Regions from separate parts of the Homo sapiens genome. Here regions 1, 2 and 4 are each linked to region 3. A link is an interaction called in ENCODE POLR2A ChIA-PET data of the cell type or tissue named here. Cell type or tissue: HepG2. All regions are shown on one strand. Each heading gives the region's core, and the rest is flanking DNA. Links, peaks and the distances in the headings are about the cores only.

Region 1 (5,000 bases), core at 1-5,000, 160 kb after region 3:
CCCAGCTACTCCAGAGGCTGAGATGGGAGGATTGCTTGAGCCTAGAAGGTTGAGGCTGCAGTGAGCTGAGATCATGCCAGCCTGGGTGACAGAGTGAGACCCTCTCTCAAAGAAAAAAAAAGGGGGAAATTCTGACCCATGCTACAACATGAATGAACCTTGAAGACATTATGCTAAATGAGACAAGCCAGTCACAAAAGAACAAATACTGCAGGATTCCACTTACATGAGGTTCTTGGAGTTGTCAAATTCATAAAGATAAAAAGTAGAATGGTGGGTCCCAGGGCCTGGGTGAGAGAGGAATGAGTGTTAGTGGTTAATGGGGACAGAGTTTCAGTTGGGGAAATTGAACAAGTTCGGGAGATGGGTGAGGAGGTGATGGCTGCGCAACACTGTAAATGTACTTTTTAATTTATTTTATTTATTTGTTTGTTTATTTTCGAGATGGAGTCTCGCTCTGTCGCCCAGGCTAGAGTGCAGTGGCGCGATCTCAGCTCACCACCAGCTCTGCCTCCCGGGTTCACACCATTCTCCTGCCTCAGCCTTCCAAGTAGCTGGGACTACAGGCGCCCGCCACCACGCCTGGCTAACTTTTTGTATTTTTTGTAGAGATGGGGTTTCACTGTGTTAGCCAGGATGGTCTCAATCTCCTGACCTCGTGATCCACCCACCTTGGCCTCCCAAAGTGCTGGGATTACAGGCATGAGCCACTGTGCCTGGCCTATTTTTTATTTTTTTGAGACAGAGTCTCGCTCTGTCGCCCAGGCTGGAGTGCAGTGGCACAATCTCGGCTCACTGCAACCTCCACCTCCTGGGCTCAAGCAGTTCTCGTGCCTCAGCCTCCTGAGTAGCTGGGATTACAGGCATGCACCACCATGCCTGGCTGATTTTTGTATTTTTAGTAGAGATGGTGTTTTGCCATGTTGGCCAGGCTGGTCTCAAACTCCTGACCTTAGGTGATCTGCCCGCCTTGGCCTCCCAAAGTGCTGGGATTACAGGCATGAGCTACTGCACCTGGCCTGTGAATGTACTTACATTTTTTTTTTTCAGAGACTGGGTCTTGCTGTGTTGCCCCAGCTGGAGTGCAGTAGTGTGATAATAGCTCATTGCAGCCTCGAGCTCCTAGGTTCAAATGATCCTCCCACCTCAGCTTCCTGAGTTGCTGGAGCCAAAGGTGTGTGCCACCAGGCCCAGCTAGTTTTTATTTTTTTGTACAAGGTCTCACTGTGTTGCCCAAGCTGGCCTTGAACTCCTGGCCTTAAGTGGTCCTCCCACCTCAGCTGGGATTACAGGCACGAGCCACTGTGCCTGGCTGTGAATGTACTTAAGGTCCCTAGAATGCTACACTTAAAATGGTTAAAATGGTAAATTTTTAAGGCTTGTATATCTGACCACAATAACAAAATATTTACCTATCTATCATTTATGTATCTAGTTTCTTTCTTACACCATTCTGACCTTGTCTTCATTACGGCCTCCTCCTAGGATGTGCTACCTTGCCAGGGCCTGCAGACAACCACCTTCAACCAGCCCTCCCCTCCCAGCCCCTTCACCTGGAACGACGCAGAGTCTAGGTCCTGGGAAGTGCTGTAGTAATCAGGACGTGGAGCTCCTTAGTGTATATTTGACATCTCTTAAATGTCTCCGGAGTCTACAGTGTGCCGGGCACTTCCTGGCCATCTTGCTTGATCCTTGAGACAACTCCAACAGAAAACATTATGATCCTCGTTTTACGGATAGTAAACCTTGGGCTCACAAAGGTTAAGTGACGTGCCCAAGGTCATAGAGCTAGAAGTATGATCTGAACCAGGTCTGCTAATGCCTACGCCTTTTCCAGTCTGAGGGATCTTCATTGACTCTGGAAGATACCCAGGAGTGAACCTTCTTGGGAGTTTGGTAGTGAACTCCCTGTCTCTGGAGGTGAACAAGGAGAGACTGGGTCATGACAGAACGTGGATGCAGCAGAGCTGTCCCATGCATCGGGCAAGGGCTTAGACTGGAGAACTCTACGATCCCTTCCAGCTCTGAAAGATTTGATTGTAATTGAGGGCCAGAGAAGACACGTGACTTGCTCCAAGTCACGCAGCTGAAACCCAGGTCTCCTGATTGCTGACTGAAAATCTGAGAAAGAGGGATGGTACACGGCAGGTACGCAGCTAATGTATGGAATCAGTTGAGGACCCTGGAGACACAACTGTGAATGTATTCATTCAGTCAATGAGTAGTTGGCTGAGTTGTCTGAGTCATCACCACGTGTGAGACCCGGAAGATGTGCACCTCTGCGGGCGGACAGTGAAGGGAGCACGTTCCTAATGGAGGGAACAGCTCTTGTCAAGGCTTGGGGTGGGCGCAGGAGGCAAGGCAGAGGGCGGCTGGGTGAGGCCAGGGTCAGCAGCTGTGACATCTGGTTGATGATTTGGGTCTTGTCCCAAGGCTGGTGCCCTGACCCTTTGTGGCCATGGCCTTCTGAGACTCTATTGTGTGAGGAGCAGAGTGTGAAATGAGGTTGGGGAGGGGGACAAAGAAGCCTCAAGGAAGGAGCGTCACCAACGTGGCACGTTTCAAACTGGTGGGATTCTCATCCCCCGCTTCATGGACCTCCTTGTCTTCTGGGATTTCCTACCTCGTGGAGGCTGAGCAATTCTATCACCCTGAAACAGAACAAGCCGACACCACAGATGAGGAAGGGCGGTCCTCTCTCCCAATCCACACCCACACATGGTGTCCTCCACCTCCTCCCCTCATCCCCTCCTTCCGTCCTTTGCTCGCTGGAGCTGCTGTTACACGGGGCTCCTGCCTCAGGGCCTTTGCAGGGGCTGTTCCCCCACCTGGAAAGTTCTTCCTGCAGAAACCGTCATGGCTTGTGCCCTCACCTCATTCCTCTCTGTGTTCAGAGGTCACCTGCTCGGGCTGGTCCTTTCTGGGTCCCCTCTAAAATTCCCATCCCCGTCGCTTCCTAGTCCCTTGCTCTGCTCAACTCTTTTCTCATTGGCACCGATCCCTCTCCGATCCCTGCTCCGCAATCACTATTTACTCCCCATGTGCGTTTGATCATTTGTGACTCTTGTTGATGATCCCGCCCTCTGGAAGTAAGGACGATGGGGCAGGATTCTGTTTGCTTTGGTCATGGCTCTGTCTCCCGCCCTGGGGCAGGACCTTGTACACAGCAAGCACTCGGCAAATATTTGTTGCACAAATGAGTGGGTTTCACACGTGAGTTTTGCAGAGGGAAAGCCCAAATTCACCCGCTCTGACCCCTGAACTCCAGCCTGCTCTCAGGAGAAGCAAATTCTCCGCGTGCTCTCAAGCTGTCCTGTCCGTGTGTATATGTGCGTCGGAGGGCCAGGTGGGCTTTCCCCCAGCAGCGGCAGGCAGGAGGCGTCCTCTTCTTCAAGGCTCCAGGGCCACCTCCTCTGAGGTTTGGTGAGCACAGAGGGAACCCCGTGTGCACCGGGCTGACCGCACACTGCCACTCACTGAACTCCCCTGGAGATCCCAGCAGGTGGCCAGAGGGGAGACTGAGGCCTAGAGAGGGTAAGACACCTGCCCAGGGCCACCCTGTTAGAAACTGGCAGGGCCAGGACTGGGCCTCAGGTCCGTCTGGGGACCCTCCTGCCCACCCTGTGCTGGTCTTCAACGGGCCGGTTTTTCAGGGAGTCCTGTGGCATCACCCAGCAGCTTGCTGGTTCTGAGGAGTGTGACGTCTCTCCAGAGAGGTCTGGGGGCCCAGTGCAAAGATCACAGGCCTGCACCACCCTACGTGTGCGTGACCCCAAGCAGGTCAGCCTCTCTGGGCCTCAGTTTCCTCAGCTGTGAAATGAAGGACTTGGCTGGGCTGACTTTCAGTTCCTGTTTGGTTCTGAGCATCCTAGCTTTTTCCCATGCCCGAGGCTTCCCTGAGAAGGAGGCACTTTTCCAACAGGTTGACTGTACCTGGCTCCCTGGGCCAGGAGCTGGAGGCTTTAAAAGCAAAATAAGAACTTGGTGAGTCCTCCCGGGCTGCTCCCGCCTGCCTTCCTGCGGCCTGGCCACTGCGGGCTGCCTGGAGAGCTCCCAGCCATCAGCCCACGCCCAGCTGCAAGAACAGCTGAGTCACCCTGACGGGGCCAGTCACCCTGAGATCCAAGCAGGCCTCAGCAGAGCCGAGTGACCACCTGGGCTGGCCCAATTCGGTGCTTGGCTCTCTGGAAGGGCACCTTCATGAGAAGCCACTAGGTCAGACAGGGCCCCCCGTCCCCAGCACTGGGGAGAAACCACAGCGGCAGCCCCTCAGGATGCAGAGAGACCTGGGGGTCCCCTCGGGGTCCCTTCTGGTTACCAGCACTTTAGGCTTAAGCAGAAAGTGTCGTGGGCCCTTGTTTCTTAGGTTTGATGTCAAGAAAGCAGAAGGTGGATTTGGAGCGTAATATCTGGAGATCCATGAACCGGGAGGATCAGAGATCCTACCCATGATCCTACCCATGGGCGCGGTGGCTGATGCCTGTATTCCCAGCACTTTGGGAGGCCAAGGCAGGTGGATCACTTGAGGTCAGGAGTTCAAGACCAGCCTGGTCAACATGGTGAAACCCTGTCTCTGCTAAAAATACAAAAATTCGTAGGGCGTGGTGGCATGCGCCTGTAATCCCAGCTATTCTGGAGGCTGAGGTGAGAATCGCTTGGACCCAGGAGATGGAAGTTGCAGTGAGCCAAGATCGTACCATTGCACTCCAGCCTGGGTGACAGAGTGAGACTCCATCTAAAAAAAAAGAAAGAAAAGGAAAGGAAAGAAAAGAAAAGAAAAGAGATCCCACCTGTGCACCCATTGAAGACCAGTGCACCGTGTGCATGGGGGCCCCCAGACAGGCCTGCGGCTGAGTCCTGGCCCTGCCACCTTCTAACAGGGTGTCCCTGGGCAGGTGTCTTACCCTCTCTGTGCCTCAGCAGGAGAAGTCATAATAACAGAAATAATGGCGATGTTGCCTGGCCAGTGAGCCCTGTGCCCTCCTGGCCATCCCCGTCTC
Region 2 (5,000 bases), core at 1-5,000, 180 kb after region 3:
CAGCTTCTACATTCAGAGTTCCTTAATTTGTCGTCAATGAACCACCTGAATAAAAAACGTAAATATGTGACAATGAAGGTCCACGAAAGCTAGGTGCAAGATTACATGATCAGATTCTTCACAACACACAGCTAAATGAAAATACAGCTACTCTATGAACCTCAAAGATCTTTGATGACACTGCAAATGACACAAAAGCAACCTAAGCTGTATGCTTTTTTAGCATCTACTATTTAGGAGGGCCACCTTATAAAATAGATTTGAATCTCAATAAAAGTCTACTGTATCCGCAGGAAAATCCTAATACCATTCACTCACACAAATAATTTAACTATCCATTTCGAGAGGAAAGAAATATACCATGCTCTGGACGGGCGCGGTGGCTCACGCCTGTAATCTCAGCACTTTGGGAGGCCGAGGCAGGTGGATCACGAGGTCAGGGGATCGAGACCATCCTGGCTAACACAGTGAAAACCCGTCTCTACTAAAAAAAAATACAAAATACAAAAAAAATTAGCCGGGCATGGTGGCAGGCGCCTGTAGTCCCAGCTACTCAGGAGGCTGAGGCAGGAGAATGGCGTGAACGCGGGAGGCGGAGCTTGCAGTGGGCCGAGATTGCGCCACTGCACTCCAGCCTGGGCGACAGAGCATGACTCCGTCTCAAAAAAAAAAAAAAAAAAAAAAAAGAAAAGAAATATACCATGCTCTGAAATAGAAGCTACAGCTTTTCACATTAGCTCTCTAAAGGAGGTATACTCAAGCCCCTTTTCTTTATCCCACTACTAAAAAAGCACATGAGCAGTACGTCTATTTCAAACACACACAAGGAAATACGTAAAGCTCTTTTCAGAAGGAAATCATTTCCAATAAAACTCAAAATTTCTATTAACATTTAAATTATAAACCAAACATTGGCAACCCACATATATATATACACACACACACACATATGTTTGCTATGGACAAATGAAGACTGTGAGGTCATACTTTCAAATACAACTTTGGAATTAGTCACAAAAAATCAACATATATTCTCAGAAATTGTACCATTTCCTTTGGTCTACAATCCACGCTATAGGAGGTTTAATATAATATTAAATAATGTACCATTTACCCTAAAAGTAGGTTCTAGAAAACTGACTATTAGGATTGAATAACAAGGCTTTAATGGCTCAATTTTCTTATGATTATACAAACATATAAATCTTGAAAAGGTAACGCCATTTAGTAAAATCCATAAAAATAACAGTTTTGCCACAGTGCAGAGAAAAGTTCATTCAGTTTGATTCCCCATGCCCTCGACAAGCAGCTTTCTGATTAGAGCTGGAAGACACAGGCTGGGTGCAGTGGCGACCCCGTAGTCCCAGCTACTGGGGAGGCTGAGGTGGAAGGATCACTTGAGCCCAGGAGTTTCCGAACAGTCTGGGCAACATACCAAGACCCTGTCTCTTTTTTTAAACTTGGAAGACATAAAGTCTATACATTCTACACTGAATCATGAATATACTACGGAGAGTTTGTAGAAAGTAAACTTTAAAATCCCACACTCCAACATCATATATGTCCATAAGCAGGATTTGCAATTCACTTCATACTGGAGGTAAGCACCCCAGCTGGGGTCCTCTTGCCGCAGTGGTCAGGCCGTCAGAGCTGAGGCCTTTCACTGCAACAAGGGAAGTAGTCTTCGGTCCGAAACAGGACGGGGGCTTCGTAGCCGGCTTGCTGTGGCCTCGAGGGAGCAGACTTGCTAAAGAGCGAGGGCACGTTCATCGTGTGCAGGAGCTTCTTGAACGCCCTGGGGAAGGTGCCCAGCTCGGCCTCGGCCTTGGTGACCTGCTCCTCCATCCTGGCCACGCGGCCCCCCACCATCCTCACGAAGGCCTCCAGCCGGTCGATCCTGCTGTAGATGCGCCGCATCTCGGCGGCCTTCGCGTGGATGCGCGGCACGCCCTCGCTGACGACGTGGGACGAGTCGCCGCGAAGCATGTCCAGCATGCCCACGAACTCGTCCACTCTGGTAAGCAGGTCCTCTAGGCTCGCGTCCAGGGCCTCGACCTCGGGCCGCGCCCCGGCCCCGGGCAGCAGGCAGGCGGCGTAGCCCGCAGCGGCGCGGCGAAGCAGCGGCAGGTCGCGGCCCGGCGCGCCGTCCTCCGCGCCCTCGTCCTCCCACGGCCCCGAGGCGCTGCTGTGGCTCTGGGAAACAGTGCCACTGTCCCCGCTCCAGGCGGCGCCCTGCGGCTCGGCCTCTTCCGCGAGCCCCTCCGGCAGCGCTCCGCCATCCGAAAAGCTACCCTCCATGGCCCGCGACCACCCGACTGCGCAGCGCTCGCTTCCGGCCTCCGCGCGCTCACGCTCACGCACCCGCACACGCACGCACGCGCGCTCACGCCTTTGCTTCCGGCGGCCTGCGAGGGCGTCTGTTCACGCGCATCCACCTTTGTTTCCGGCCTCCCAGCGCGCTCACGCTCACGCATGCGCGCTCACGCTCACGCATGCGCGCTGCTGTTTTCTCACGCCCGAACTCACATTCAACCTTTTTTTTCTTTTTTAAGCGAAGGTATAGCAGGAATACAATACAGTGCATACATTTTAAGTGTGCACATTGATGACTTTGTACACATCCATACAACCATGCATCTTCTATCCAGACCAACAGGTAGGACATGTCCAGCACCCATGAACGTCTCCCTCCTGTCCTTCATTTCTTTTTGCTGTTTATAGTAAAATAAATGAGATAAGCAAGACGAAACACAAAAGGGATGGACCTTGACGACTTTGGATGATTTTTAAAGTCCTCAGCTTCGCCTGATTGCAAATGGCGTAAAACTAAGAAATAGTAATAGTTTCCAAGCAAATATCAAATCCAGGGTACTGCCAGAAAAAAACAAAGGTGAAGTTGAGATGTGACGGTTAAATCCTTTAAAATCTCAAAAAAAAAAGCAAAGACGGTGCCTGAGAATACCATTCAGTTAGACTAACAGCTCCTTAAAGAGATTAATGGTGTGGCTCACAGAGTCCATCAGTCAAACCACAAGGCCTCCAGAAGGCTTAAGGCTTGTTCGTCAGTATTAGCAGAAGCCCAAGATAGAGATGGACTTATCTCAAAGGGATTTGTAGGTAGCACTTTTGTTTAACGGAGTGAACCCCGATGAGATTCACAGGAGACCTATAAAGTTTTTTAAAGATAATTATATTGACACAAACATTGCAGATTGGACTGAAAGGAACAGGCCTTTGGATCCCCTCTCCCCAAACTTGTACAAGCAGGAATCAGACTGAGAAAAAGACTCATTGGCAAACACATGCCACATTTCACAAAAAAGGAAGTATAACTCAGGGCATGAAACCAGGAGCCCAGATGGTGGAACTGGGAGTCATGGAGTCCTAGACCTTGAGACTGGATGGCAGAGTTACTGTGGGCTGGCAACTTGTTTGTACTTCCAATTTCCCCCTTTTTGAACAGGAGTGGCAGTGGCTAATCTAGTCGTAGTGGAGCAGAACAGGTCTGTAGTGATTATCCTGTGCCAGCCCCACAACTGTATATTCCAGGCATGGGGGCAGAGAACTTGTCTCCTTAGTTTCAAAAGTCTACAGATCAAGAAGAATTGTACTCTAGGAGCTGAATTTAAGGAACTAAGCTCAGAAAGCCTCATCTACATCTGATCTTATTGAGAAGACAAAATTCTGGACTTAAAGCTGATGTGACAATAGGATAGTAATACCTAAAACTACATGAGATTTAAAAAAATGTAACTTTTGGGGACCTTGGATAGAGGGGAGTGTGGTTAGCACGTTAAAATGGCATGAAGAATTGGTAGTCAGGGGGCAAACTGTGATTGCTAGCCAGCCTTCAAGATGACTCCCAGTGATTTCTTACTCCTGGTATTCTCACTCTTGTGTATTCCCTCTTGTCGAGTATGTACTGGACTTAGTGACTTCATTTGCTCATAATAAACTGAAAAACACAGAAGTGATGATGTATGATTTGGACATTAGTTCATGAAAGGTAGTGTGGCATCTCTTTCCTTCCAACCTGCGAAAGGAAGATAAATCTTGGGGTCCTACAATTACTAAGCTAAAAGAAAAGTCAAGTTGGAAACTGCTTAGGGCAAACCTGCCTCACATTCTATTCACAGTCACTTCTCCGCTCACTGAGATAAATGCGTATCTGATTGCCACCTTTGGAGAGGCTAATCAGAGACTCAAAATGTCTGGGCGCGGTGGCTTACGCCTGTAATCCCAGCACTTTGGGAGGCTGAGGTGGGTGGATCATTTGAGATCACGAGTACAAGACCAGCCTGGCCAACATGGTGAAACCCTCTTTTAAAAATACAAAAATTAGCCGGTTGTGGTCGTACACACCTGTAATCCCAGCTACTTGGGAGACTGAGGCAGAAGAATTGCTTGGACCTGGGAGGCGCAGGTTGCAGTGAGCCGAGATCACGCCACTGCTCTCCAGCCTGGGCGACAGGGTGAGACTCCATCTCAAAATAAATAAATAAATAAATAAATAAAATTTTAAAAGAAAGAAAGAAAAAAAGAAACTCAATAGAATGCAACCATTTTTCTCTCATCTACCCAAGACCTGGAAGCCCCCTCCCCGCTTCAAGTTGTCCTGCCTTTGCTTTGAGTTGTCTCACCTTTCCGGACCAATCCATCGTTCATCTTAGATATGTTGATCGATGTCTCATGTCTCCCTAAAATGTATAAAACCAAGCTGTGCTCTGACCACCTTGGACACATGTCATCAGGACCTCCTGAGGCTGTGTCACGGGCACACATCCTCAACCTCGGCAAAATAAACTTTCTAAATGAACTGAGACCTGTCTCAGATATTGGGGGTTCACAAACCACTTGCTCTGGGGAAACCAGCTGCCTTGTTGTGAGCAGCTCCATGGAGAAGCCCATATAGCAAAGAACTGAGACCAACAGCTAGGGAAAAACAGCCTCTTTCCAACAACTACATGAGTAAGTCATCCTGGAAGGGGATGCTCCATCCT
Region 3 (7,828 bases), core at 1,281-6,280:
AGAGCCAGGCACAAGGAGAGCAAATGCAGGTGGAGGGCACCTGTAATCCTAGCTACTCAGGAGGCTGAAGCAGAGAATTGCTTGAACCCGGGAGGTGGAGGCTGCTGTGAGCTGAGATCACGCCACCACATTGCAGCCTACGTGACAGAGTGAGACTTCGTCTCAAAAAAAAAAAAAACACAAAAAAATGCAGGTGGAGTCCCACCCTTGTGGAAATCTGTGGTCTTAGCGGGAAAGGGAGATGCTGATCAAATATTCACATGAATCAGAAAGATACTGCAACTGTGGCAAATGTTATAAAAACATACACTGGGGGCTGGGTACGGTGGCTCATGCCGGTAATCCCAGAATGTTGGGAGGCCGAGATGGGCGGATCACGAGGTCAGGAGATCGAGACCATCCTGGCTAACACAGTGAAACCCCGTCTCTACTAAAAATACAAAAAATTGCCGGGTGTGGTGGCAGGCGCCTGTAGTCCCAGCTACGCAGGAGGCTGAGGCAGGAGAATGGCGTGAACCCAGGAGGTGGAGCTTGCAGTGAGCCGAGATTGCGCCACTGCACTCCAGCCTGGGCAACAGAGCGAGACTCCGTCTCAAAAAAACAAAAAAACAAAAAAAATACACTGGGGGCACAGGAGATGATTGGTTGGCTGTGTCTCCACCCAAGTCTCATCTTGAATTGTAGCTCCCATAATCCCCATGTGTCATGGGAGGGACCCGGTGGGAGGTAATAGAGTCATGGGGGTGGTTACCCTCATGCTGTCCTCATGATAGTGAGTTCTCATGAGATCTGATGGTTTTATAAGGGGCTTTCTCCCTTTTGTTTGTTCTACTTCTCCTTGCTGCTGCCATGTGAAGAAGGATGTGTTTGCTTCCCCTTCTGCCATGATTGTAAGTTTCCTGAGGCCTCCCAAGCCATGCTGAACTATGAGTCAATTAAACCTCTTTCCTTTATAAATTACCCAGCCTCAGGTATGTCTCTATTAGCAGTGTGACAGCAGACTATACTATATTGGCACCATAAGGGAAGCTGATACCTGAAGGCTGGTTGGCGTTAGTCAGGGGGATTGAAAAGAAAAGACACCCTTGGCAGCAAAAACAGGGTGCCCTGTGGTGCTGGTGTGTCCTAGTCCATGCGGGCTACCATGACACAATACTGTGCACTGGAGAGCTTATCAACAACCACAATTTATTTCTCACTGTTCTGGAGCCTGGAAGTCCAAGATCAAAGTAGCAGCAGATTGGGTGTCTGGTGAGGACTCACTTCCTGGTTCCTAGATGGTGCCTTCTCAATTGTGTCCTCACACGGTGGACAGGGTGAGGGGCCCATCTGGAGTCTCTTTTATAAGGACACTAATCCCGTCTATGAGGGCTCCACCCTCATGACCTCATCACCACCCCAAAGCCCAACCTCCTAACACTAGCACAGTGAGGGTTAGGATTTCAACATATAAATTTGGTGGCGGCGGCGGGGAGTGGATTAGACATTTAGGCCATAGCAGCAGGGAGCAATAAAGGAGGAGCTATCTGCTTGGAGCTGAGATGGAGGTAGATGTGAGGGGATGAGATCAGATTTGCATTTTGCAAAGATCATCCTGACTGCAGGGCAGAGAACGGCTGAGCGCCTTGAAAACTCGGGAATTCCAGTTTCCAAATGCCCAGAGCTCCTGTGAGTGGCAGCAGTGGGGGCTCAGCCTGCAGCAGGGTTGTCCGCTGTACCAAGCAAGTAACTGTCTAGCTTCTCAATGAGGCATCTTTAGAGGAAGGAGAGTGTCTGCCTCCTGGAATGTTCTTGAATACCACAGCAAGGAAAAGCCTTCAAGGGAAACCTCATGATTCTTTTTTTTTTGAGATGGAGTCTTGCTCTTGTTGCCCAGGCTGGAGTGCAATGTCGCGGTCTTGGTTCACTGCAACCTCCACCTCCCTGGTTCAAACGATTCTCCTGCCACAGCCTCCCGAGTAGCTGGGATTACAGGCGCCCGCCACCATGCCCAGCTAATTTTATTGTATTTTTAGTAGAGATGGGGTTTCACCATGTTGGCCAGGCTGGTCTCAAACTCCTGACCTCAGATGATCTGCCAGTCTTGGCTTCCCAAAGTGCTGAGATTACAGGCATGTGCCACTGCGCCTGGCCTTTCTTTTCTTTTTCCTTTCTTTATCTTTTTTTTTCTTTTTTTTAAGAGTCTTGCTCTGTTGCCCAGGCTGGAGTGCAATGGTACAATCTCGGCTCAGTGCAACCTCTGCCTTCTAGGTGCAAGTGATTCGCCTGCCTCGCCTCCCGCATAGCTGGGACTACAGGCGTACGCCACGCCAAGCTAATTTTTGTATTTTTAGTGGAGATGGGATTTCACCATGTTGGCCAGGCTGGTCTCGTACTCCTGACCTTAAGTAATCCGCCTGCCCCGGCGTCCCAAAGTGGTGGGATTACAGGCGTGAGCCACCACACCCAGCCAATTCTTTTTTTAATGAGACGATCTGGTATTGCTAACTGAGGTTGGGGCTCAATCAGAAATGGATGGCGGGCATTTATTTTCAAATTTGACAGGCAAGGAGGAAGTCATCCATAAAGGTGCTAAGCTGCACCCCAACGGATACAGGATGGCGCAGGGAAGTGAGACTCTGGTGGCAAGAGGAGGCCCGTGCAGATCCGTGGAGCCCTCAGCTGCTTCTCCGCAGGAGCTCAGGGGCTGGTGGGAGGCCCAAGCTCTGAAACGGTGGGAGAGGTGCCTCTACCACACCTGCCCAGCTGGTAAGTTAAGTTCAGCAAGGTGTCCGGCAACCCTGGGAGGGGCGTGGATGCTGAGTTTACACTCCCTCTGAAGCGGGAGGCCTTTTATTGGGAAGCACTGATGGAGAACCCTCCCCGGTCCATCTGCCTCTGGGAGAGGGGTTGCCTTGCGTGCTCAGCACCCCGCAGCCTGGGGATTGCTGTGGGATCCTGGAGAACTCACCAGGGGTTCCCAGGCAGTGGGTACCAGCAACGTCCCTGTCTCCTCCTCCCTCCCCTAGACGGCCACCAGGCTGTGAGGGGTGAGAATGAGATCCAAGCATCTGCTGCAACTTTTCCTGCTGATTCTACCTGGGGTCTCTAGAATTATGCCCCATTGCTGGCCAGAAAACCTATTTCCATCTCTAACATTTTAAAAATCTTTTTTCTTTTTTTTTTTAAGACAAGGTCTTGCTCTGTCACCCAGACTGGAGTCCAGTGGTGCAATCATAGCTCACTGAAGCCTTGAACTCCTGGGCTCAAGCGATCTTCCTGCCTCAGCCTTCTGAGCCACCATGTCTGCCTAATGTTTTCTTTTGTAGAGATAGGAGTCTCACTATGTTGCCCAGGCTGGTCTCGAATTCCTAGCCTCAAGAGATCTTCCAGCCTTAGACTTCGAAAGCCATTTAAAAAAATATTTTCAAACAAGTTTTATTATGGAAAATGTCAAATACATACATAGTAGAGAGAACAGTATAATGAACCCCTGAGGCCTACCCTAACAGTGATCAATATTCTGCTCTTCTCACCTCCTCCCCATATTCTTCCTATTGTAAATTTCCCTGGATTCCTTTAGAGTATATCTCAGATACGTCAGTTCACATGAAGATACTTCAGCTTCTTCTGTACATGTCTCTAGAAGAAAGACTTTTTTGGAAGTGTAGTCATAATACTGCCAGCATATCTAATAACACTGACAATTCCTCAGTATCTCCCGCTAGCCCAGTGTTTCTCTAACAGTGTCTTTTTACAGTTTGTTAAATCTGGGTCCAAAGGCCACATACCGCACGTGGTTTATGTTAGGGTTGCACAGTGGTGAGACCTGGTTTTTTTTTCAGTGTATTGCAACGATGACTTTGCTAATTCCTCGTGTACAGTTACAAAGGGCCTTCCCTTCCATGAATGAGTAACCAAACTCACTGCCACGCTGGAGCTGGGGTGGGTGATCTCCATTTTCTCCAGACAAGGACACTCAGGGCAGAGGAGGGCAGTGGCCTGCACAGGACCCCAGCTCAGCCATCCCTGCACCAGGCCAAACCCATGCCCAGTCAGCAGCCCAGTGCTCCATTCACATTTGTACAGTGAGCTCATCCAACTGTGAGAAGGAAGAAAATACCATGGTGATCTTCTTTGAAAAGCTACAGAATTTCTAGCAGATTCTCTGCTATGCATCAGTGGATTTTTTTTCCCAGACCTGTTCAACAGGCAGTATTTTTTTTTTATCATGATTTGTTTTTTTGTTTTTATTTATTTAGAGACAGGGTCTCACTCTGTCCCCCAGGCTGGGGTGCAGAGTCTGTCACGGCTCACTGCAGCCTTGACTTTCTGGGCTCAGGTGATCCTCGTACCTCAGCCTCCCAAGTAGCTGGGACTACAGGCATGTGCCACCGTGCTCAGCTAAATTTTTTTGTATTTTTTGTAGAGATGGGATTTTGCCATGTTGCCCAGGCTGCTCTCCAACTTGCGGGCTCAAGCGATCTTCCTGCCTCAGCCTCCCAAAGTGCTGGGATTACAGGTGTGAGCCGTGGTACCCAGAATGCACCAGCAGATTCTGAAATCCCTCACCTCGGAGACCACTGCTTGCCCAGGACACAAATGGTGCCCCTGCTTACAACGTTTTTGTGCCCCCTGCTGCCTCCAGGGTGAAATCCAGATGCCGCCAGGAAGCATTCAAGGTGCCCCAGCCATCCCTCTATTCTCGTTTCTTCCCACATCGCCATACCCATCCCAGCCAAACCCAGCTGTGACACTGAAGTTCACATTCTGATAGACCATACTTCTGGTATGGCTTGAGCAGCTGATTTTAGGGGGCACCGAGGAAGAAACTGGCACCTGTGGAGCACCCATGTGTGCCAGGCCCCTCAGTCCCGGGTGCTAAAACTCCAGTTTTACAGAGGAGAAAAGGGTGGCTTGCAGAGGGCGAATGACCTGCCGAAGGCCACACAGTGGGAACCAGGATTAATTTCGAGCCAGGCACTCTGGCGCCACACACTGGGTTCTTCCTGCTCCCTCCTCCCACAGGGCTGGGAGTGGGGCTTGACCCTGGAAAAGGGGAGGGGGTGCATTTCTGTCAGCCAGGGCTCCTCCCGCCACGCCCTGTTCAGCTTCACAGTCCCTGGGAGGCTGTGTCCCCTAGAGGTTTCCGCTGCTTTCTTTGATCTGCAGCCACTTGCCGGAGAGCTGGACGCTGCCAAGAAGGAAACCACACACTGTCAGTGGCGCATCTGCAGAGTCATGGGGTGGAAACGGACCCTTCTGTGTCTCCTCCAGATGAAACGCGTCACTTATTCTGCAGGAAGGGCTGCACCCTGAGTGTATAAACCCTGACTGTGCCTCCCTCCTTGCCCACCCTGCCCCACGCTGCTGGTCAGGACAGAGCCGGGAGCGGCCTGCTGACTTCATGAGGCTCCTGGGGGGCCACCAGGCTGGGGAATTTGGGGGCAAGATAATGACACATCTTCTCATGCAGAGAGTGGGGCTTCAGCCCAAATCCCTCAAACTCCTGAAAAGTGGAGAAAGAGGGTGCAGCAGGCAGGCTGGGGAGGCCCTCTGGAGTTTATCTAGGAGAGGTTAAAGAGGAAGTTGTGATGCTATCATTGCCAGAGAACTAGAGCTGAGGGAGGGTGACTGATTCAGAAAAATAAAATGTATTACCAGCATCAGGGTTAGGGCCTAGTACGTAGTAGGTCCTTGATATATGTTATTGAATAAAAGTTTCCAAACCCTGTATGTAACAGCTTGGGGCCTAACCCTGGAGAGGGGCTACGGTGACTACCTCATTCTTCTAAATACTTTCAAACTGGGCCATGGAACTCCTTGCTGCCTAGTCAACAAGCTGAAAGTAAACCTTAGTAACACAACCCTTGGACTATGATAGAGTTTGGACATTTTGTTCCTGCCCAAATCTCTTGTTGAATTGTAATCCCCAATCTTGCAGGTGGGGCCTGATGGGAGGCGTTTGGGTCATGGAGGTGGATCCCTCGTGGCTTGGTGCCATCTCTGCAATAGTGAGTTCTAGTGCCAGCCGGTTGTTGAAAAGTGTGTGGCACATCCCCTGCCCCCACTTCCTCCTGCTCCGGCCACGTAAGACATGCCTGCTTTAGGCTGGGCACGGTGGCTCATGCCTGTAATCCTAGCACTTTGGGAGGCCGAGGCAGGCGGGTCACCTGAGGTCGGGAGTTTGAGACCAGCCTGACCAATATGGAGAAACCCCATCTCTACTAAAAATACAAAAATTAGCCAGGCGTGGTGGCACATGCCTGCAATTCCGGCTACTCAGGAGGCTGAGGCAGAAGAATCGCTTGAACCCAGGAGGCGGAGGTTGCGGTGAGCTGAGATCATGCCACTGTACTCCAGCCTGGGTGACAAGAGCGAAACTCTGTCTCGAAAAAAAAGACATGCCTGCTTCCCCTTCCCCTTCTGCCATGATTGGAAGCTTCCTGAGGCCTCCCCAAAAGCCGAGCAGATGCCGGCATCATGCTTCCTGTAGAGCCTGTGGAACTATGAGCCAGTTAAGCCTTTTTTTCTTTATAAATTACCCAGTCTCAGGTATTTTTTTTGTAGCAGTGTGAGAATGGCCTAATACAGGGTGGCACTCTGTTGAATTTGGGGGGCATCCCCTCATTGTTTGAATGACTTTCACCCCAGGTGGGAGGAGTCCCAGGGCATCCCTGGGTACCAGCATCATTTGTTCCATAAACGCTGGATGCCACCAGTTGACAGGCCCAGTGCCCCAGCCCAGAAACCACCCCACAAACTTTCACTCTGTCCTTGCTGAGGGAGGCCTCTCTGAAATGGCAGTGGCCCATCCACAAATTTTGCAGTTGGGGAGACCAAGACCCAGAGACTTCTTTTTCTTCCTAATTAGCAGGTTAATGCCAACATGAAGACACCCTGTATTAGTCCATTTCACACTGCTATAAAGATATAACTGAGACTGGGTAATTTATGAAAAAAAAAAGAGGCTTAATTGACTCACAGTTCTGCAGGCTGTACGGGAAGCATGGCTGGGAAGGCCTCAGGAAACTTACAGTCATGGCAGAAGGTGAAGGGGAAGCAGGTACATCTTCACATGGCCAGCAGGAGAGACAGTGAAGGGGGAGGTGCTACACACTTTCAAACAACCAGATCTCCTGAGAACTCTATCACAAAACAGCACTAGGGTGCTGGATGGTGCTAAACCATTAGAGACCACCCCCAAGGCCCAATCACCTCCCACCGGCCCCACATCCAACGCTGGGGATCACAATTCAACATGAGATTTGGGTGGGGACACAGAGTCAAACCATATCACAAACAACCCCAAGCTGTCTCCATTCCCACTGTGTTGACTCTGGAAGGTCAGGGCACAGGTCAGTAGGAAAACGAGGCCTCCTGCTCCAGTGGGTGATGCCACCAACCCTGGGAAGAGGCGGGAAACCGTCTGCAGGTGGAGGAATTGAGTTCTGTAGGAGGAAGTCAGTCACTCAGAGGCCCAGGTTCTCCACTTCCTCCCCAGCTTGGGAAGAGGCAGCGGCAGGTGGGTGGTGGGGCTGGGGAAGGAGAGGCAGGGAAGTGAGCAGCAAAGGCTCCCTCGAGGTGTCTGCAGAACACCCGTGCGTCATGGCAGAGAGGGGCCGGGCTCACCCCGTATCCCTGGTAAGGTCTTATGGGGCAGCAAGGGCTGCAGCAGGACCTCCAGGCGAGGGGTGTGGCACTAAGATCAGTGAGGGCATGGGGGCAGCGACCACCCGCAGGAATGCAGTGCAATGCTCTAGCTAACAGCCAGGACCTGCAAGTTCGTTTTGTCACCCTCGCAGAGTCCCTAGTCTGTCTGAGCAATTCCCCCGTCCCTCAGTCTAGG
Region 4 (5,435 bases), core at 1-5,000, 140 kb after region 3:
GACGGGGGTTTCGCCATATTGCCCAGGCTGGTCTTGAACTCTTGACCTCAAGTGATCCACCCACCTTGTGCTGGGATTACAGCCATGCTGGGATTACAGGCATTAGTGCTGGGATTACAGGCATGCTGGGATTATAGGCATGCTGGGATTACAGGTGTGAGCCACTGTGCCTGGCCTTAAGTGACATTTCTATAACAAATATTCTTCCCTTTCCATCCACTTCTTTATATGAATAAATTTTCTACATGTTTTGTATCTATAAATACAAAAAAGAATAAAACCTACCCTAAACCATGTCTCATTCTAGCTATAAGAAATATTAATCTGCAGATGTCATGAACTACTTCAGAAAACAAGGCCTATTTGTGTAATTAACACATTTCTAATAACAATCTACTTTTATGTTCAATAATTACTTATCAAATACATAACATAATGTAGATATTTTTTTTGAGATGGAGTTTCGCTCTTGTTGCCCAGGCTGGAGTGCAATGGTGTGATCTCGGCTCACTGCAACCTCTGCCTCCCAGGCCCAAGCAATTCTCCTGCCTCAGCCTCTTGAGCAGCTGGGACTACAGGCGTGCACCACCATGCCTGGCTAATTTTTTTTTTTTTTTTTTTTTTTTTTTTGGAGACGGAGTTTTGCTCCTGTTGCCCAGGCTGGAGTGCAATGGGCTCTCTTGGCTCACCACAACCTCTGCCTCCCAGGTTCGAGCGATTCTCCTACCTCAGCCTCCCAAGTAGAAGGGATTACAGGCATGCTCCACCATGCCCGGCTAATTTTTTATTTTTAGTGAGACGGAATTTCTCCATGTTGGTCAGGCTGGTCTCAAACTCCCGACCTGAAGTGATCCTCCCTCAGCCTCCCAAAGTGCTGGGATTACAGGCTTGAGCCACTACACCAGGCTAATTTTTTGTATTTTATTAGAAACAATGGGATTTCACCATGTTGCCAAGGTGGTCTCGATCTCCTGAGCTCAGGCGATCCATCCGCCTCAGCCTCCCAAAGTGCTGGGATTACAGGCGTGAGCCACCGCACTTGGCCACAATTTTGTTTTAAAATGTCAACATTTACAATACATTAGAGCTGGGCATGGTTGCTCATGCTTGTAATCCCAGCACTTTGGGAAACTGAGGAGGGAGGATTGCTGGAGGCCAGGAGTTCAAGACCAGCCTGGGCAACAAAGCAAGCCCCCATCTCTAGAAAAATACATGTATTTTTAATTAGCCGTGTGCAGTGGTGTGCACCTGTAGTCCCAGCTACTCAGGAGGCTAAAGTGGGAGAATTTGCTTGAGCCCACGAGTTTGAGGTTGTAGCGAGCTATGATGGTAGCATTGCACTAAAGCCTGGGTGACACAGCAAGTCCTTGTCTTAAAAAAAAATTAGAAATAGCATATTTGCAGCTGTGTAAGTATAGGGAAAAAATGTGGAGAGTCAACGTATAAATATACAAGGGAGTACATAATGGGACTCCTCCTCCCAATTTTTTTTTTTAATTTATTTTTTTATTGATAATTCTTGGGTGTTTCTCACAGAGGGGGATTTGGCAGGGTCACGGGACAATAGTGGAGGGAAGGTCAGCAGATAAACAAGTGAACAAAGGTCTCTGGTTTTCCTAGGCAGAGGACCCTGCGGCCTTCCGCAGTGTTTGTGTCCCTGGGTACTTGAGATTAGGGAGTGGTGATGACTCTTAACGAGCATGCTGCCTTCAAGCATCTGTTTAACAAAGCACATCTTGCACCGCCCTTAATCCATTCAACCCTGAGTGGACACAGCACATGTTTCAGAGAGCACAGGGTTGGGGGTAAGGTCACAGATCAACAAGATCCCAAGGCAGAAGAATTTTTCTTAGTGCAGAACAAAATGAAAAGTCTCCCATGTCTACTTCTTTCTACACAGACATGGCAACCATCCGATTTCTCAATCTTTTCCCCACCTTTCCCCCCTTTCTATTCCACAAAACCGCCATTGTCATCATGGCCCGTTCTCAATGAGCTGTTGGGTACACCTCCCAGACGGGGTGGTGGCCGGGCAGAGGGGCTCCTCACTTCCCAGTAGGGGCGGCCGGGCAGAGGCGCCCCTCACCTCCCGGACGGGGCGGCTGGCCGGGCGGGGGGCTGACCCCCCCACCTCCCTCCCGGATGGGGCGGCTGGCCAGGCGGGGGGCTGACCCCCCCCACCTCCCTCCCGGACGGGGCGGCTGGCCGGGCAGGGGGGCTCCTCACTTCCCAGTAGGGGCAGCCGGGCAGAGGCGCCCCTCACCTCCCGGACGGGGCGGCTGGCCGGGCGGGGGGCTGACCCCCCCACCTCCCTCCCGGACGGGGCGGCTGGCCCCAATTTTTTATTATTTAAATTTTTTTAGACATGTTCTTGCTGGAGTGAGGCTGGAGTGCAGTGGTGCGATTGTAGCTCACTGCAGCCCTGAACTCCTCAACTCCACCAATCCTCACACCTCAGCCTCCTGAGTAGCTGGGACTGCAGGCATGTGCCGCCTGGCTAATTTTTAAATTTTTATAGAGATAAGATCTCGCTATGTTGCCCTGGCTGATCCCGAACTGCTGGCCTCAAGCAATCCACCATGCCTAGCCACCGAAAATGTTTAAGGCTTATATGAGTCCAGAAAGTTTGAAGATCATGATTCCAAGGATACCTCTTCAAAAGCAAACCAGAGCAGGAGGAGGTAGTTTTCCCAGTCTCTGTAATTTAGGAGTGTAATTTGTACTTGTTTGTTTGAAGGCACGTGGAAATGATGTTTGCTGTTGGTTGAAGGTCTGCCCAGAAGACATCCCCTAGGTCCAGTTTAGAGGTCAAGGTCAGCCCTCTCTGGGCAGGCCAGGCTCTCTGGCAGCACTGACCATGTGCAGGCAGCAGGCCAAAGGGCCAGAGCCAGGTCAGCTGCTGCCCCCAGGGTGGGTGGAGCTCACAGAGGCCCCAGCTCTTCTAAGGTAGGGTTGGAGCCTCTTCCTGCAATGGAAGGTTGGGGGACAGGGTGATGAGACACTGATGCTTCCAAGGGGTATATGGACACATGTTGGGAGTGTCACCAATAAAGGCCATACACACCCCAAAAATCTGCCTCTGCAATGGCACACCAACAGCCACTAATGGTAGTTATTATTGTGTGCTTACCTTGTGCCAGGCAGTAGCCTTAAGTGCCTTCTGTATACTGCACTATGTTATTTAATCTTCCAATGATTAGAAACCCAGGCAGCCTGACTCAAAGGAGGTGAGGCTGGGTGCCATTTTCCTCTTCCATTAATTGAAAGGGTCATAATAACAAACATTCCTTATTTCAGAGTTTAATGTTATTTTAAACTATTAATTCAGACTTATGAATTAGGAATGATTAGAAACCCAGGCAGCCTGACTCAAAGCCGTGTCATGTGGGACACTGGTGTCAACACAGACATTCTAGACTCTGAAGGGTCAATGTGAGACCTTGCTCTTCAAAGCATTACATCTCTCTGATCCTCGGTTTTCCCATCTGCAAAATGGGTTCATAAGAGCTGTCTTACCAGACCTTTGGGTTCTAAAGCCTTCCAGGCAGCGGCAGCTGCTCTTCACCTGAGAGGGACTTTGCCATCATCAGAAAAGTTTGTACCTGATTTAGGAGGCTGAAATCTTAATTTTAAAGTGTCAGGTAAGGAAATAGGGAGAACAAACCACTCTTTTTTGGTGGCCTCTCTAGTTGGCTCTGTTTGGACCACCCTCTGGCATTTTCCACACCTTGGGCATCCCCAGCTCCCACTTGGAGCCTGAACAACTATTTCTCCCAAACTCCAAATGCCATAGCACCTGCAGGATGCCTGAGGCCGTCTGGACAATTCTCAGGCTGCCCCTATTAGACATCTCTGGTAAGTGGATGGGAGCTGGCCTAGAGAAGTCAGGGTATGTTTGAGTTGGAGCCCAGAGACCAGGGTCTCACCCTGCAAAACCATTTACTTTGTGATCCCGGTCAGCTGGCTTAGCCTCTGGGAGCCTCGTTCCTTCACTCATCCGTGCCCACCAGTGCCACTCATCAGGGCTGGGCGCTACGGACTCAGGGACGAGTCAGACAGGCCCATCCCTCCCAGCCTGCTAGTTTCATAGGAGAGGCAGACAAGGAAACAGAGTGATGGGTAGGGTGATCCCTTCTGCCTGGGAGAAGCCGGGTGCCTGGGCTATCAGGAGGACTTCTTGGAGGATGTGAGGCTGGGTGCCATTTTCCTCTTCCGTTAATTGAAAGGGTCATAATAATGAACATTTTTTATTTCCGAGTTTAATGTTATTTTAAACTATTACTATAAAAGTAACACATGCTCATGGTGAAAACTTTCAAGAGAACAGAAAGGTATTGAGTGAAAAATCTCATTCCTTGCCCATCCCCAGAAGGAACTAATTGCTGTTCACAGTTTCTCATGAAGTCTTCTAGAAATGTTCCCTGTGTATGGAAACATACATGGAACAAACATCAAAAGCCCAAATAAATAATAATAGCTCCCACTTGAGTGTCTGCTAGGGGCCCCCTCACCCATTGCGCTTGCTTTTCCGTGTAATGATAGACCTTGGACATATTTCTAGGTCCACAATCAACTTTCCAAGGTACCGCAAGAGAAACCCGGAACATCTTAGGGGCAAGTGAACGAACAGTTCCTTTCCTGGTGCCTTCATCTGAATAGGCCTAGCTCTGAGCCGGCCCCGCAGGTCCATCCTCCCATCGAAACCTCCCTGTGGTTGGGCCATTGTCGCATCTGTTTTCAGATGGGGAATCTGGGGCTCAGAAAGCACAGCAGGGTTCTGAGGCTGCACGGTGACCAAAGGCAGGTCCGTGCCGTGGCGGACCCCACAGGGCTCTGGAGCCAGAAGGAGGCCACGCTGTCCTCGGAGTCCTGGTTTCCGGAAGCGAGCAGGATTAAATATAACCCAGGCAGGCAGGAGGCGGGTGTTGAAAGCACAGGCTTAACCAAAAAGTGCAGGCCAAAGGGCAGCCCCGCCCTCCACCCCGCTGGGCTCTGGGGACAACTGCACTGACCAGTCTCGTGGGATTCTGGCCGGGCAGCTGGCATTCCCACCCACCCAGGTCCCCCCGCAGGGCGAGGCCCAGTCCCCCAGTGTGTCATCCATGTACAGGTTGCCACCTCTGACCTGGCGACTCCACTCTGGAAATCGGGGTCATGGTGATGGGCAGAAACACTACAAACAAAGGGCTCTGCCAGGTGGTCTCCGGTCTGCCCAGAAGGAGAACCATCACTGGCTGTGTGGCCCGAGCTTGGGCAAGTCCCTCACCCTTTCTTCCTTTTTCATTTTTTAAATTTTAATCGAGGTTAAACTCAAGATTAGTCATTTTAAAGTGAGCAATTCGGTGGCGTTTAGTACATTCACAACGCTGTGCGACCACCATCTCTAATTCCGAAGGAGACCCCGTTACCTATTAAGCAGTCTGTCCCCACACCCT

The links. ChIA-PET counts read pairs that join two places held together with the same protein. Peaks named below come from ENCODE experiments on the same cell type or tissue, not always from the same donor. Only the 100,000 strongest peaks of a DNase experiment are listed, where the experiment ranks them.
Region 1: POLR2A ChIA-PET joins it to region 3 with 14 read pairs; 9 of 35 experiments call an interaction of 5 or more read pairs at or near these places.
Region 2: POLR2A ChIA-PET joins it to region 3 with 19 read pairs; 21 of 35 experiments call an interaction of 5 or more read pairs at or near these places.
Region 4: POLR2A ChIA-PET joins it to region 3 with 10 read pairs; 4 of 35 experiments call an interaction of 5 or more read pairs at or near these places.

Annotation. Positions count from the first base shown.
Region 1 is chr4:6,731,883-6,736,882 of GRCh38, reverse strand. No RefSeq gene overlaps it. Among named protein-coding and RNA genes, the nearest start is that of BLOC1S4, 18 kb to the right of the region's middle. RefSeq lists enhancers at 2,107-2,401, 3,233-4,139, 3,551-4,750. In HepG2, for the core only: no CTCF peak of the experiment used is centred there; DNase peaks (open chromatin) are centred at 1,212, 2,251, 3,112 and 4,082; H3K4me3 peaks cover 605 bases.
Region 2 is chr4:6,713,508-6,718,507 of GRCh38, reverse strand. It overlaps BLOC1S4 (biogenesis of lysosomal organelles complex 1 subunit 4), which reads right to left and starts at 2,334. Exons shown (of 1, transcript NM_018366.3): 1 at 844-2,334. The coding sequence starts at 2,298. The coding sequence ends at 1,645. It overlaps LOC105378240 (a long non-coding RNA gene), which reads right to left. Exons shown (of 3, transcript XR_001741568.3): 2 at 4,641-4,697; 3 at 4,363-4,484. RefSeq lists enhancers at 1,293-1,932, 2,415-2,614 and a silencer at 2,085-2,134. In HepG2, for the core only: no CTCF peak of the experiment used is centred there; a DNase peak (open chromatin) is centred at 2,427; H3K4me3 peaks cover 2,529 bases.
Region 3 is chr4:6,889,763-6,897,590 of GRCh38, reverse strand. No RefSeq gene overlaps it. Among named protein-coding and RNA genes, the nearest start is that of TBC1D14, 16 kb to the left of the region's middle. RefSeq lists an enhancer at 4,417-4,973. In HepG2, for the core only: a CTCF peak has its summit at 4,976; DNase peaks (open chromatin) are centred at 3,830, 4,603 and 5,030; H3K4me3 peaks cover 1,641 bases.
Region 4 is chr4:6,752,729-6,758,163 of GRCh38, reverse strand. No RefSeq gene overlaps it. Among named protein-coding and RNA genes, the nearest start is that of KIAA0232, 27 kb to the left of the region's middle. In HepG2, for the core only: no CTCF peak of the experiment used is centred there; DNase peaks (open chromatin) are centred at 2,803 and 4,913; H3K4me3 peaks cover 1,104 bases.